Regions from separate parts of the Homo sapiens genome. Here region 2 is linked to region 1. Evidence: read pairs that join two places in POLR2A ChIA-PET (ENCODE). Cell type or tissue: GM12878. All regions are shown on one strand. Links, peaks and the distances in the headings refer to the core of each region. The heading gives the core; the rest is flanking DNA.

Region 1 (8,276 bases), core at 1,309-6,308:
GAAAAGGTGATTTTGAACTTGAGTCTATCCTTTGGAGTATGATACTCATCCCTTCGGAAGAACCCATTTCACATTGACATGTTCACTCTCTGACCTTAGGCATGTTCTCTGCGCTAGGGTTTACTCTCTGCACTAGGGTTTGCCTAATAGAGAACATTGGCTCAATGAGTTTAATGAGATGTCCAAGGTCACACAACTAGTAAGTGCTGATCCTGGATTTAAACCCACTAGGGTTTACTCATTTATAAAGTGAATGACATATAACCACTCAGAGGATTGTTGTGTATAGATTTGGTAGCCTTAACTCATGAAGAGTCTTGTAAGCCACATTAAAGGATTTGAACTTGATTCTTTATGGTGGGAAGCCCTTGAAGGATTTTAAACAGGAGGTGGCAGGGGCACACTTGATTGATCACACAGGAAGCAGATGCTTAGTAATGTTTGTGGAGTTAATGTTGTTACCAGGGAGACAAAGGCAGAGTGGCTACAACTGTGGCATCATTCTCAGTGGTCCCCTGTAGACCAAACATGTGACACTGTGGGAGATGATGCTTAGAGCCCTAAGTTATGTTTGGATCAGCACCCTGGAGAGAGGTCACCCGTTCCTTCCTTCCCCTGTCTGAATGTGGGAAATTTAAGATATATGTTGATGCATATGCTGTCTTATAGGGTCAAGCCTTTGGGGCTGTGAGGGGTGCCACTCAGTGTGTTCAAGGAGAAGGATTGTTGTAATGAGGAAAATACTGATTCTGCATGAAAGGATTTTAATCAACTGCCCTGATACCTGAGGGACACAGTACTTGGCTGGAGTGCTGAATTGTGCACCATCCAGCCCTTGCTTCCAGCCTGCTGGCTTCCTGCTTGGGTGCCTCTGTCTAGGAAGACCTGCAGCAGCTGTCCATCCTGGGAGTATTCCTGTCTATGCTTACGTGGCACATGTCAGGTAACAGAGCATGTTATCTCCTTTGACCCTCACAACAACCTGTGTTACAGGGATTTTTATCCCCATTTTACAGGTGGGGAACTGTGAACCTCAGAAAAGTCAAGTGCCTTTCCAGGTCATACAGCTAGTAGACACGGGATTCAGGCCCCAGCGCTCTACAGGCAAGGAGAAATCCAAAGCTAATAAGCCCCCATTACTATTTTAACTTAGAGCTATGCCTGTTGTGGTAGGAGTTAAGCCTCCCTGTCATACAGGTTGGGAGATGAGAACAGGATGCACTACCACGGCACAGCCTTCTGCACCCTTACTCAGCCACAGAATGTAGGAGTTCCATCAGAGATACCAAATAGTGAGCAACTGAGGGCTTCTTGAAATATCAGCCCTTGGGGCCCTGTTGCCCAGCAGGGGAGCCCAATCTGCTCTAGAGGGTCCTCAAAGCACAAGGAGGCCTTGGTGGGAACCTTTGCTTAGCGTCCTCTTCCACCTAATTTCTCAAGTTGTATTCCTTATGAGCTCTGGCAGCTGCATTGTTCCATATGCTCATTTATTTATTCATTCAGCACTTAATAAGTACCTACTCTTGTCTTTCCTTTTATGTTCAAGGCACATTTCCAAATACTAGAGTTTTGGTGAGACACTTGAAGAGACTTTATCGCATCCACCGTGATAGTATTTTTTTCCTTGATCACAGTTCAGCTCTAGGTTAATATTCCATTAGAACTGACCACCTTCTCTTTTATACTCACATGGAAAAGTTATTGCAGGTTCCAACAACAACAATAATAATTGAGGTTGAGCATCCGTAAGTTGAAAATCCAAAATTCTCCAAAATTGGAAACTTTCTGAGTGCCAACATCACATTCAAAGGAAACGCTCATTGGAGCATTTCAGATTAGGGATGCTCAGCCAGTTAAGTATCTGCAGATATTCCAAAATCTATAATCTGAAATGCTTCTTGTCCCAAGCATTTGGATAAGGAATACTTAACCTGTAGCAGCAGGAGCTAATATATTCGCATGCTTTCTGATGTGCTGGACACTATTCTGAATGCTTACATGAATTATTTTATCCTCTAACAACCCTAGAGATATGTATTGCTATTTCCATCTTACAGGTAAGATAGACACTTCCCAAAAGGTCATGTCAGCCAGTTCAGTAACAGAGTGAAGGCATTTGGTTTCAGGTATCTCCTGACGACATTCCATGTCCTGTCACACAGGAGTAAGGATTCAGGCTTTGGCTCCTGCTTGATGTCAAGCCATGTATTTAACTCCTACACACAGCAAGCTTTACCTCTCTGTATACTGTGTCATATGACCCACTCAGCTCTGAGTTATGCTGAAAGAAAACACTACATAAGCTCAAAGCAAAAAGCAGTTTTGTACACTGATGAAAATTTGACGACGCACATGGAAGATTGAAGGTGCACTAATTGTGCCTTTGAGCACTGGTTAAGAGCTACTCAATTTGCCCAGTCATAGTCTTAGGTAAGTACAGTAGCATTCAGGAATGAATCTGGTGTCCATTCCTCTCAGCTCCCTAGATGGAGAGAGAAGACTGGTTTGTAAACAGCCATGATAAAAGACAGAAAATGAGAAAACCTTTTCTTCTCCCTTTGACCTTCCTGGCTGGTTTCCTGGTGTTTGTCAAAGTATGGAGAGAGGGTCTGGAATACCAGACTCTTCAGGAATATACCCCCAGGCTTCAGGAAAGTGGTTCCAGCCCCCCATTAAGCCTAGATTGTCTTCCCTTGCAGGATGTAGCATGACGTAGAGCAGAGACCAAGATAAAGCACCATTAGAAGTGTTTGGTGGCAAGTCCTTAGTCTCCCTATCCCCTTCTCTCTTAAGAGAGAGACAAGAAAAGGAAAAAAATTGGATAGTTTTTTGTAAATTAGTCTGACACCAATGTCTAAAAACAATCAGGCTGAAGGACTTGGAAAGAAATGAAGTAAACTTCATGTTTTCTTTGCTTTGGTTTCATAGAAGTTCACAGTTGGGCAAGAGTGGCTTAGAGCTGTGTTACTCAAAGTGAAGTTTAAAAAGCAAAACAAAAGAAAAAAACTGGTTCTTCACCACAAATAGTTTTGAGAAGTACTGACTTATTTAGTTAGTGTGACAGTGTGAAAAATAACCTAAGTCTTTTGATTATGAGATTAATAATACCTGCCTCAGAGTACTGTTTTGGGGATTATTTGATGGTAAATAATATTTTGAGTACTTAAGATTGGCCTACTGCTATGCACTGTATGTGTATTATTTAATCTTCTCCACAATTCTGTAGTAAGTTTTCTGAAACTTTGGATAGGTTATAGGACTTGCCAGAGGTCAAAGGTGTGGTAAGTAAGCAAGTAGGTAGAATTTGAATGGGAGTTATGTGGCATGTTCTGTGTAAGGAGCCTGTTCCACATGAGGGCTCCCTTGTCACTGTACTTTCTCTGTATCACTAATGGTAAAGATCTGCTTTCTTTTTCTATCACTGACCCTAACTTACTTTGTTACCTTGGGCAAGTCCCTTTCTCTGAGACTTAATTTTTCTTATTTACCCTCAAGGATATGCCACATGACCTAGGTTTTTATTCCCTAGATCATGCAGCATATCCTAGGAACCAGGGACTTTATTCATCTCTGGTTCCACAGCACCTAGCTAGATAGGCCTGGCATATCCTAGGAACCAGGGACTTTATTCATCTCTGGTTCCACAGCACCTAGCTAGATAGGCCTGGCATATAATGAGTATTCAGTACTGAGGCCATTGGTTACTCTAGAGGATCTGTAAGGCTCCTTTTACTCTCTACTTTCTCTGAACATCCTACATACTTTATTCTCTGCCTTCCCCACCCTTCCTCAACATCATATTTTCTACCTAGTTCATAGGACAGCATGACCTTATTTCCTTATGTCTGCCTGTCATAAGCAGTCTTGATCCTGCATACTTTCAGACAGCCCACATGATACCTATGTTTTTATTTGTCTGTGAAATGTGACTAGGATAAACCACCAGGGATAACACAAATTAAGGGGTAGAAGGGGCCTGCTCACAAAATCAGAAGAACACTCTTATTCCATTCCTACCCAGTTGGGCCTGGGCCTATGGCAGCCCTGCCAGGCCTGAGTAATGGCCATAGCCTGGAGCAGGGTTTTCCTTGAGCTCCATCGGGGTTTCCAGTAATTGGAACATGGCACCTTCCAACTTGTAATGGATGGCAAAACAAGAGGGGCATTTGTCACTGCCTGACTTCCCTGTGGGAAAGAGGCTCATAAGTCACAGCTGACAAACCCTTTGATGACTTTTAAACTTCATTTACAGAACAGAATAGCTATAATCAACCAACAGCAAGCAGTGACTAATCTTGCCACATTATCAGTGTGAGGAGCCAACTCTTAAGGCATAGGAATGGGGCGGGGGCCATCCCCAAAGCTCACAGCAAGTGCTGATTGGCTCTTGGACTTGAGAGTATGCCTTCAGCTAGGCCCTGTGAGTTTATGCTCAAAGGATCAGTGTTAGGAGGTAGAGGAAGAAACTGACCTCCAGGCAGATACAGGGCATGCCCAGTTTTGAAGCCATTCTGGGCCAAGATTATGAGACCAGCTCTGGTCTCGCACATATTCATCCTACCTCTGTCATTTCCTGGCTTGAGCAAGACCAGACACCAAGCTTTGGTTTCATCGTATGTGAAATGGTCACAACATGTATCATCACTATCTCATAGCAGAAGGCTTAGTGCAGTTCCTGGGATGTAAGTACTCCACAAGTATTGATGATGGTTATCATGATCACATGTTTGGGCCTGGAGTACCTTTTGTGGTCACATGGTTTAAAACCTAGGTCATATGGCATGTCAGCAAAGCCAAGACCATTCTTCCTGTGGATGGGGGCTCAGTGGGAGCAATCTAGTGGAATGGGAATAACACAGGCTTTAGAATCAGACAAGCCCTTGGGTCTTTCGGTCCAAAGCATGCAACTTAATGTGACTGTAGACAAATTAAGCTGTTTCTGAGTCTCAGTTGTATCTGTAGAGTGCAGATGATACTACATATCTCATTAGATTGTGATCAGGATTACAAGAGATTATGCCTGTAAAGCTTTCAACTCAGTGCCTGGTATAAAGTTCTACATATTAAATTGTATGTTCCCTTTTTGTTCTCCCTCAAGGCAAGAATAAGTATGCATCTATCCAGGGAAGCAGGAGACAGCAGTGAAGACATTCTTGTATTTCAAACTTCTATTTCCAGCTCTATGTACAGGAGGAAGAGGAGAATAAGGGGATCAAAGAGGAGAAAGGGATACATTTTGTATATTGTTCCTCCCTCCTGCCAGGCCTCTTCTGGTGTCACTACCCAATGGGAATTCCTCTTAAACACTCTCCCTTTTGGTAGAGCCTTCCGTGCTGCTCCTACCCCTTCTCTGATCTCTCAGACTACTTTGCTTGGGGAGTAGACCATCTCAGGGCACGTGTGCCTTGTGGCCATGGTAGATGTCGCCTGCTGGATTGGGATTTGCTTGAGGTCCCAGACCAACCGCTGGATAAATAAATAAATAAATGATTGGTTAGTTAGTTATTTGATAATACCTGGCCCATAATTAGCTCCGTGTTTGGATATTTATAATTACAATCAGATGGATAAGTCTGTGTTTGGATGACTTATTTGGCAAAAAATAAAGAGGTTGACAATCATTTGTAGGTCTTCAATTCTAACTCAGTATCGGGGATTATAGGCATAAGTTACCTACCCATCCCTCCTTAACTTGTCCCCTTCCTGGAACTATGAAGGGGAGCTTGTCGCAGATGGTAAGCCTCAGCCTAAGGCCACAGACAAGAGTAGAGTTAGTGTTCAAGATGCAGGGAGGGTGGGATTATATACCCAGAGCATGCTATGGGGAGATAACTGAGGCCTGCCTTCTGTTTCTGCTTTGGGGTATCCTCTCAGGGCCCATTAGATATGGATACCAATGTCAGTAGTATAGGACCGCGCAGTACAGTTGAGGGGTGAGAATGACTCAGCAAAGCTGGAACCCCTCTTGGCTGGTGGTTCCGTCCTCTCCCAGCCCCATTCAGTAGTGGTTTGACAGGAATGGGGCAGGGACACCTTTGTGAAGTTTCTAGGTTTGGTTGCAGATACTAGGACAAGGGAGAGCATGCATAGGCTCCCTACTCCCTACCCCCAACTCCCTTACTCTCAGGCAAAGTGTGATGCACAGGGAGATGACATAGTAAAGAACATACCATCTTAGGGCTGGGATGTGGAGGAGCTAGAGTGCCAGGCTAGGTTCATCTGTTTTCATAGAGCATTTGGGTTATCCAGTTTCTTAATACCTGCTAGTCCCACCCATTATACTAGCACTTTACTCATATTATCTCCAGTTCTTATCCTAATTCTGGGAGGTTGGTATAATTTCCGTTTTGCAGTTGAGGACTCTGAGGCCCAGCAAGTGAAAGGATATGGCCACAGTTACAGTTTCAAGTGATAGGTCTCGGATTGGAACTCAGTCCTGTCGGACTCTAGGGCCTGAGCTATTTTTGCTATTTCATGTGCATTTGTCCTTTGTTACTAAGAAATCGTTTTTAAAAAACAGGTTCCCAGAGAGGGGGCTTCTTGAAAAGCAAGTAGAGCAGAAGACTGGTGAGCACGGTGTTTCCCAGCATCTCCACAGTGCCAGCACAGAGGAGGACACTCAAGAAATGTTTGTTAAGTGAGTGAAGGAGATAGGAAGTGGGTAATAATAGAAATTGGCATAATCCATATTCTTTGATAGTACATTACAGATGCAACAGAGCGCTTTCACATCAATTAGCCTATTTGATTCTTGTATCAGACCTGAAAGGTAATCAGGGAAGAGATTATTTCTGTTTTCGGATTAAAGACAAGAAGGCCTAGGGAAGTTAAATGACTTGTTGCAGGTCACATGACTAAGAACAGCAGAGCCAAGGCCAAGCCTTCTGGACCTGTAGCCTGCACTGCTTACACTTCACCCATCCAGGAGCTTTTGCTGTTTGACATGCAGGGAGCTGACTCATGAGAGTGGGAATGGTCAGGAACTAAAGAGCATTCCTTGGGAAATTAGTCCTGTCTGGCCAGTAACAATCATTTGGGCACTGCTAATGAACCAGGGCTTGGCCAGTTTAATGAGATTAATAGATGTTCTGTCATCCCTGGCCGCCTGGTAAAAGCAGGAGCCTCTGGACCAAGGAGGCCCTGGACACTGATGAGTCTAATTGCTTGACTTTCTCCAGAAATAGTCTTCCCATCACTAGTAGCTGTTTTCCTTCTGAACCACCCGGATGTCCCCAGGGTTATCTAAGGGCAGAGAGCTGGCCACAGGCTGCTGTGACCCTCATCCCCATGCAGGAGAATAAGGCCAGAGGGGTCCAGCAGGACTGAACCAAGACAGAGACTATAAATAGCATTGGGGGCATCAAGACCTAAAGCAGCAGCTCCTCCCTTGAAATGAGTATTTCAGGAGGAAGAGATTTAGTGCTGGGGAGGATTTACAGAGTTCTCTGAGTGCCTGAGACTAGACTTGATCTGATAGGATTTGGAGCACATGAGGGGTGACATGGCAGAGTTTTAGAGTGTTAAGACAGCCATTGAGACAGTGGAATGGAGAGTGTCGAGTAAGAAGCCTTGATTCAGGACCCCTAGCTACACTCCCCTCACCAGCTGGTTGACCTTAAGTAAGTCACTTATCTTTGCTGATCCTCTTTTTTTTTTTTTTTTTTTCATTTATAAAATGGGGCGGGATGGGTGCAGTGGCTTATGCCTGTAATCCCAGCAGTTTGGGAAGCAAAGGAGGGTGGATCAGGAGTTCGAGACCAGCCTGACTAGCATGGTGAAACCCCGTCTCTACTAAAAATACAAAAATTAGCTGGCTGTGGTGGCGGGCACCTGTAGTACCAGCTACTCAGGAGGCTGAGGCAGAAGAATTGCTTGAACCCGGGAAGCGGAGGTTGCAGTGAGCCAAGATCGTGCCATTGTACTCCAGCCTGGGCAACAGATGTCTGGTGAGAGCCCTCTTACAGTTTCATGGACAACCATCTTTTCACTGTGTTCGCACATGATAGAAGACACAAAGTAGCTCTCTGGGCCTCTTATTTGTTTATTTTGTAGAGATGGGGTCTCATGATGTAGCCTAGGCTGGTCTCCAACTCCAGGCCTCAAAGGATCCTCCCATCTTGGCTTCCCAAAGTGCTGGGATTACTTGCGTGAGCCACTTCCTGGCCTGGGGCTCTTTTTTTTTTTAAAGGTATTAAACTCATTCTTGAGGTCTTTCCCTTCCCTTTGGGACCTCATCACTCCCAAAGCCCCACTTCCTAATACCATCACATTAGGGA
Region 2 (5,000 bases), core at 1-5,000, 220 kb before region 1:
TTATCTCCAAGAGCTCCTCAAGCCCCCTCTATTCTTGATGCCATGATCGTAACTCTTACTTAGTCAAAGTTTGGTGGGATCTCTAATGCCATGTGGTACAAGGATGGTCACTGATAACCATCTTTACAGGAGAATGGGTTTCTTTGACACTGGTGGTTAACTGTGTTGTTTTGACTTTGGGTCACCCGAGATCAGACAAGATTGGGCATGTTCAGGGTGGTATGGCCGTAGACTTGATTTTGGGTCTTTTCTTGCCCATACACACAGGGCAGATGACAGATCACAGATGACACCCCCATCACTTCCTCCGTCCAGCAGAGCAACCAGTGGCTTCAGGGCCAGGCATAGTTCTCCTGGCTAAGGGCACCCTGAATATCTGAGTTTATTCACTGGCAGAATGAGCCAGGAGGAGCTATCTGAGTGATTGCTGGAGGCAGGCAAAGTGGGGCCCCCTCAGCCTTGCTCGGCTCCCTGCCTGCCAGTAGCCCTACTGGGACCAGGCTGCTGAGGGTTCTTCAGAATGCTCACTTAGGCTGGAGTCCTGGTGTTGCATTTGTGTGTAAGTGTCCTCAGGACCTCAGGAGTGTGTTCATTTGCTTTGTTGTTCACGCTGAGAGTGGGAAAGCAGCAGCCCTCTTCCCTCCCAGCCCTGTACCTTCTGTTAGATGACTTCAAATGTAGACTCTGGGGTCTTCAGAAGGACTGTAGACACTGCCATTCGTTTAGTGAGAGCATATTATTGGGCCCTCCTTCCCTCCATGCCTGAATTTCTCTATACTAGTAATGAGTGTATAGTTATGACTTCTTGGCATCTATTGAGGTGCCCTGGGCTATTTGCCCCTATACTGAACGCCCCCAGATCTGGGACAGGCAGACTTGCCGTCCTCAGCAGCTTTTCAGAGAAGTCGTGTTTGACTAGGAGAAAGGAACGTCCTGTCTAGTTGTATCGAACTGATGTGTTCTCTAAAAATGGTTTCTGTAATCACTAGCTGTTGCCTCACAGAAAGGGTTTCCATCCTGGGTGAACGTCTTTTTGACTGGTCTCTGCTTCTTAGGGTATCTGTTCTGTATCCTTCCTCTAAATAGCTGTTTGGAGGGGCTAATGAAGCAACTGTCTGGAGACCAATGTTTATTTCAACATGGTTGGAGTTGTTTTTGCTTCAGCTTTCACAGCCAATAAAGCTGGTTATTAGATTCTGTAATTGCTGCTGTAATTACTCTCTTGGAACTGGCAAAGGCATAATTAAATATGGAGATTCCAAGGACTGTTTTTTCCCATCTAAAAGCAACCTCTTAAACTTCTATTGGCCTGGCTTAGATTTCAATTGTTAAAGCCATTGTGTTTATAAATGGTGCTGGGGGTTCTCTGGCAGAAGATGGGTTTCTTTAGACACCTCTTTTTTGAATATTTGATTTAGCTGAACAGCTTCTCTTTAACTCGGTACTTGTTTTTTAATCTAACCATCAGGAATCTGGAAAAGTTAAGGCAAAACATTAAGAACCAGTATATATTTAATATTTATGAAAACATTGGGTTGGTTACAGATAGAAGCAAATTTCTGTGGTCAGAAATAAGGTTGGCATGGAGGAAGTTTTACTAAGTGTAATAGTATTCAAGAAGAATGGCGTTTTACTTGTGGAAGCACTCTAATACCTCTGAGCCTTTAGTTTGCCCTGTTACACCTCACCACCGGAGCCATGCATTTGTAAGATATAGGAGGTGGTTCAAGTGCTGTGAATATTTGTCTACATCTGTTTCTGCAGCCCAGATGCTGACCCCATGTCTATTTTCAAGGTAACTTTACTCATGAAGCATGTTTAGGTGTTTCTGTGGGGGAAAATTAATCATGTAGCCTTTCTCTTTGGAGTTCTAAACTAGTTGAGAAACACAGACAGCAGATGGATCTAGATAAGAAAAATCAACATCCTGGAGAGTTCACTGCGAAGAGGGGAAGAGGCTGTGTGAACCCTGCAGGCAGGAAGGGGAGTCCTGGGGGGATACCCCGGGACTGTCCCTCATACTGTTTGCTCAGGTCCTATCCCCAGTATGAGAGAGCACACCTTACAGCCAGGTGCTTGCGGGAAGTCCCTGTTTTATGGGCCAGGAGGAATGCAGTGGAAAGATGCTGCCAAATGATTGTTCTAGCCTGTGTTTCAGTAAGACGTCAATTCTGTGGGTCAGAGGTGCACGGGAGATAAAATATGGGTGGATCCCCCATGAAGAACCCTGGATAGAATACATGAAAACCTTGTAAGACAAATGAAATTGCAGGTTCAATTTAGTAGATACTAAGCACTTACTGTGTATCAGTCATTGTGCTGGATTGCTGATCTGCAAAGATGAATAATATCAGCATTATTTCATTCGGGGTGGGGATGGGCTCTTGGTTTCCTCCCTGGTATATTTGCGTATTTGCTTCCAGATCATTTATTTGGGGGATTTTAGAAGTGGGAGGTGGAGGTCAGAGGAAGTTAGGGTTGGCATACAAGGAGTCACTGCCAGTGGAAAATATATTGGAGAAAAAGCAGTTCTAAATCTATGATGTTAATAGGGAAATAACTTTGGTTTTAAATATAAGAATGTAGCTGACTGTATAAAATCAGTTTCATAAGCATTTTACCAAGCTCCTGCTACACTCGGGATGCTGAAAAGCAAGGCAGCTCTGTCAAAGAGTGTTTGCTCTTTTTTTTTTTTTTTGAGATGGAGTCTTGCTCTGTCGCCCAGGCTGGAGTGCAGTGTCGTGATCTCGGTTCTCTACAAGCTCCGCCTCCTGGGCTCACGCCATTCTCCTGCCTCAGCCTCCCAAGTGGCTCGGACCACAGGCGCCTGCCACCACACCCGGCTAATTTTTTTGTATTTTTAGTAGAGATGGGGTTTCACCGTGTTAGCCAGGATGGTCTTGATCTCCTGACTTTGTAATCCACCCGCCTTGGCCCCCCAAAGTGCTGGGACTACAGGTGTGAGCCACCGCGCCCGGCCGAGTGTTTGCTCTTATGAACGGTCTCAGAGTCACTTGCTGTCGTTCTGAGACTGTGAGGAAGAGCATAGAGCTGGGAGTTACACAGACTACTCCCCTCCTCACTTGGCAGAAGGATGACTTGGGTGAGCTGCATCACCTTTCTGATCCCCAGTCTCCTTGTTCATTTGGGATCTCTGGATGATTAAATGAAATAGGAGGCGGAAGGGACTGCCGTTGCTTGTTCACCATCACTCAGCAGGCTCTTGGAAGGCCTTGGTGAATCTTTTTTTTTTCTTGCCCCCGAGATGGAGTCTTGCTCTGTTGCCCAGGCTGGAGTTCAGTGGCACGGTCTCAGCTCACTGCAGCCTCTGCCTCCTGGGTTCAAGCAATTCTCCTGCCTCTGCCTCCCGAGTAGCTGGGACTACAGGTGCGCGCCACCATGTCCGGCTAATTTTTGTATTTTTAGTAGAGATGGGGTTTCACCATGGTGGCCAGGCTGGTCTTGAACTCCTGGCCTCAGGTGATCCACCCACCTCGGCCTCCCAAAGTGGTGGGATTACAGGCGTGAGCCAGCGTGCCTGGTATGGAAGGCCTTGGTGAATCTTAATGATGGGCTGGACTGTGGGTGATGGAGCTGGCTGGAGGGGAGTTGAGAAAGGGGCACCTGTGGGACATTGGCACTTGATCTCGGAAGGATTCACAATCACTTGGTGATTAGAGTATGTCTAGGGTATGGCTTTTGTGGAAAAGGAACACAGCACCAAGGAAGTCACAGGAAGCAGGCCTGCAGCCCCACGCCCTGGGGCACTTACAGGACTCTCCCAGGACCTCTTCCCTCTGACATTACTGATGGCAAAGGCGGTTCTGTAGACCTTGTGCTAGGGCTCCCAGGACTTGGGCTTATGGAGAGAATTCTAACGTCTTGCCTCTGCAGGACCGGGCAGGCCATATTAAACCATATGGCAAAGGGAGCTACTGAGGATTTTTCAGCAAAGGAATCGTTGGATTTGCATTCCCTCTTCTGTGTTCCCACAGTCCCCATGTCACTTCCTGCATGACTGGACGATCCCTCCAGGGCAGTATCCTACCTTTTTCATTAAGTGGGGGGCATAACATAATGGCAGGGCAGGGACTTTGGGGTTCCATACCTGGTTTAAGTCCCCTCTCTGCCAGTTACCTGGGCTGAGTCACAGGACATCTCTGAACCTCAGTTTCCTCATCAACTAACCTTATCATCTAACCTTAAAGGGTTGCTATTTTGAGGCCCTTATGAAGTGAGCATGACTTAGTGCTAACAGAAGATGAGAGTGAAGGTCTTGAGGATCCCCTGGTGTGACTGCATGATGGGTTTCTTGAAGTCTTGGGCCATTCCAGCCAACATCAGAATCAAGGGAGATTACGGATTCAGTGGCTTTTCAGATTTTAATGAGGCACATCTCATTGTTGTTCAGATGTTTTACGAGTTCTCTTTATGTGTGTATGTATGTATTTTGGTCAGCATTTGTTGGAAAGACTGGCTGGGAGAAGTTTTCTGCTGCTTTTGGAGGAGCTGTGTGCTATACGCAGGCCAAGCCGTTTTCCCTTGGCAAATGGTCCTTAGGACGGAATCCCAGGCCAACGGGTGTGAGTAGAAGGAGCATGGGACCTATTCATGTGACATATGGAGAAACCACAGCCTCATGGGGGAGGGGGTTTTGACCTCCAGTCTGCAGGAGATGGCTGTGGTCCAGAACTCCAGGACATGGGGGAGTGTGCATGCTGAGTGCATGTGTGTGTGAGGCTAGTGCTCCTGACCCAGCCCAGTCCAGCTCAGCCATTTCTTCTGACAGAGTCTGTGCTAAGCCTCCTTCCTAGCTTTTGATGCCCATTGCAGGGGAGCAAAAAATAGCTTCCCTTCTAGTTTCTTTGGCTGGGCTACAAACTGAATTGATATAAGACAGATTAACAAGAGAAAAACCATATTTAGTTACATATGTACATGTGGAAATCCCACAAAATATGAGACTTGAAGAAGAGTCAGATGCTTGAAGCTTATATAGC

Evidence for each region. Peaks named below come from ENCODE experiments on the same cell type or tissue, not always from the same donor. Only the 100,000 strongest peaks of a DNase experiment are listed, where the experiment ranks them.
Region 2: POLR2A ChIA-PET joins it to region 1 with 6 read pairs; 4 of 35 experiments call an interaction of 5 or more read pairs at or near these places.

Annotation. Positions count from the first base shown.
Region 1 is chr20:34,058,524-34,066,799 of GRCh38, forward strand. All of the region lies in intron 2 of RALY (RALY heterogeneous nuclear ribonucleoprotein), which reads left to right. Among named protein-coding and RNA genes, the nearest start is that of MIR4755, 14 kb to the left of the region's middle. In GM12878, for the core only: no CTCF peak of the experiment used is centred there; a DNase peak (open chromatin) is centred at 3,398; H3K27ac peaks cover 1,659 bases.
Region 2 is chr20:33,842,079-33,847,078 of GRCh38, forward strand. The region is part of intron 1 of CHMP4B (charged multivesicular body protein 4B); the gene reads left to right. Among named protein-coding and RNA genes, the nearest start is that of CHMP4B, 33 kb to the left of the region's middle. RefSeq lists an enhancer at 1,705-2,004. In GM12878, for the core only: no CTCF peak of the experiment used is centred there; no DNase peak of the experiment used is centred there; H3K27ac peaks cover 1,329 bases.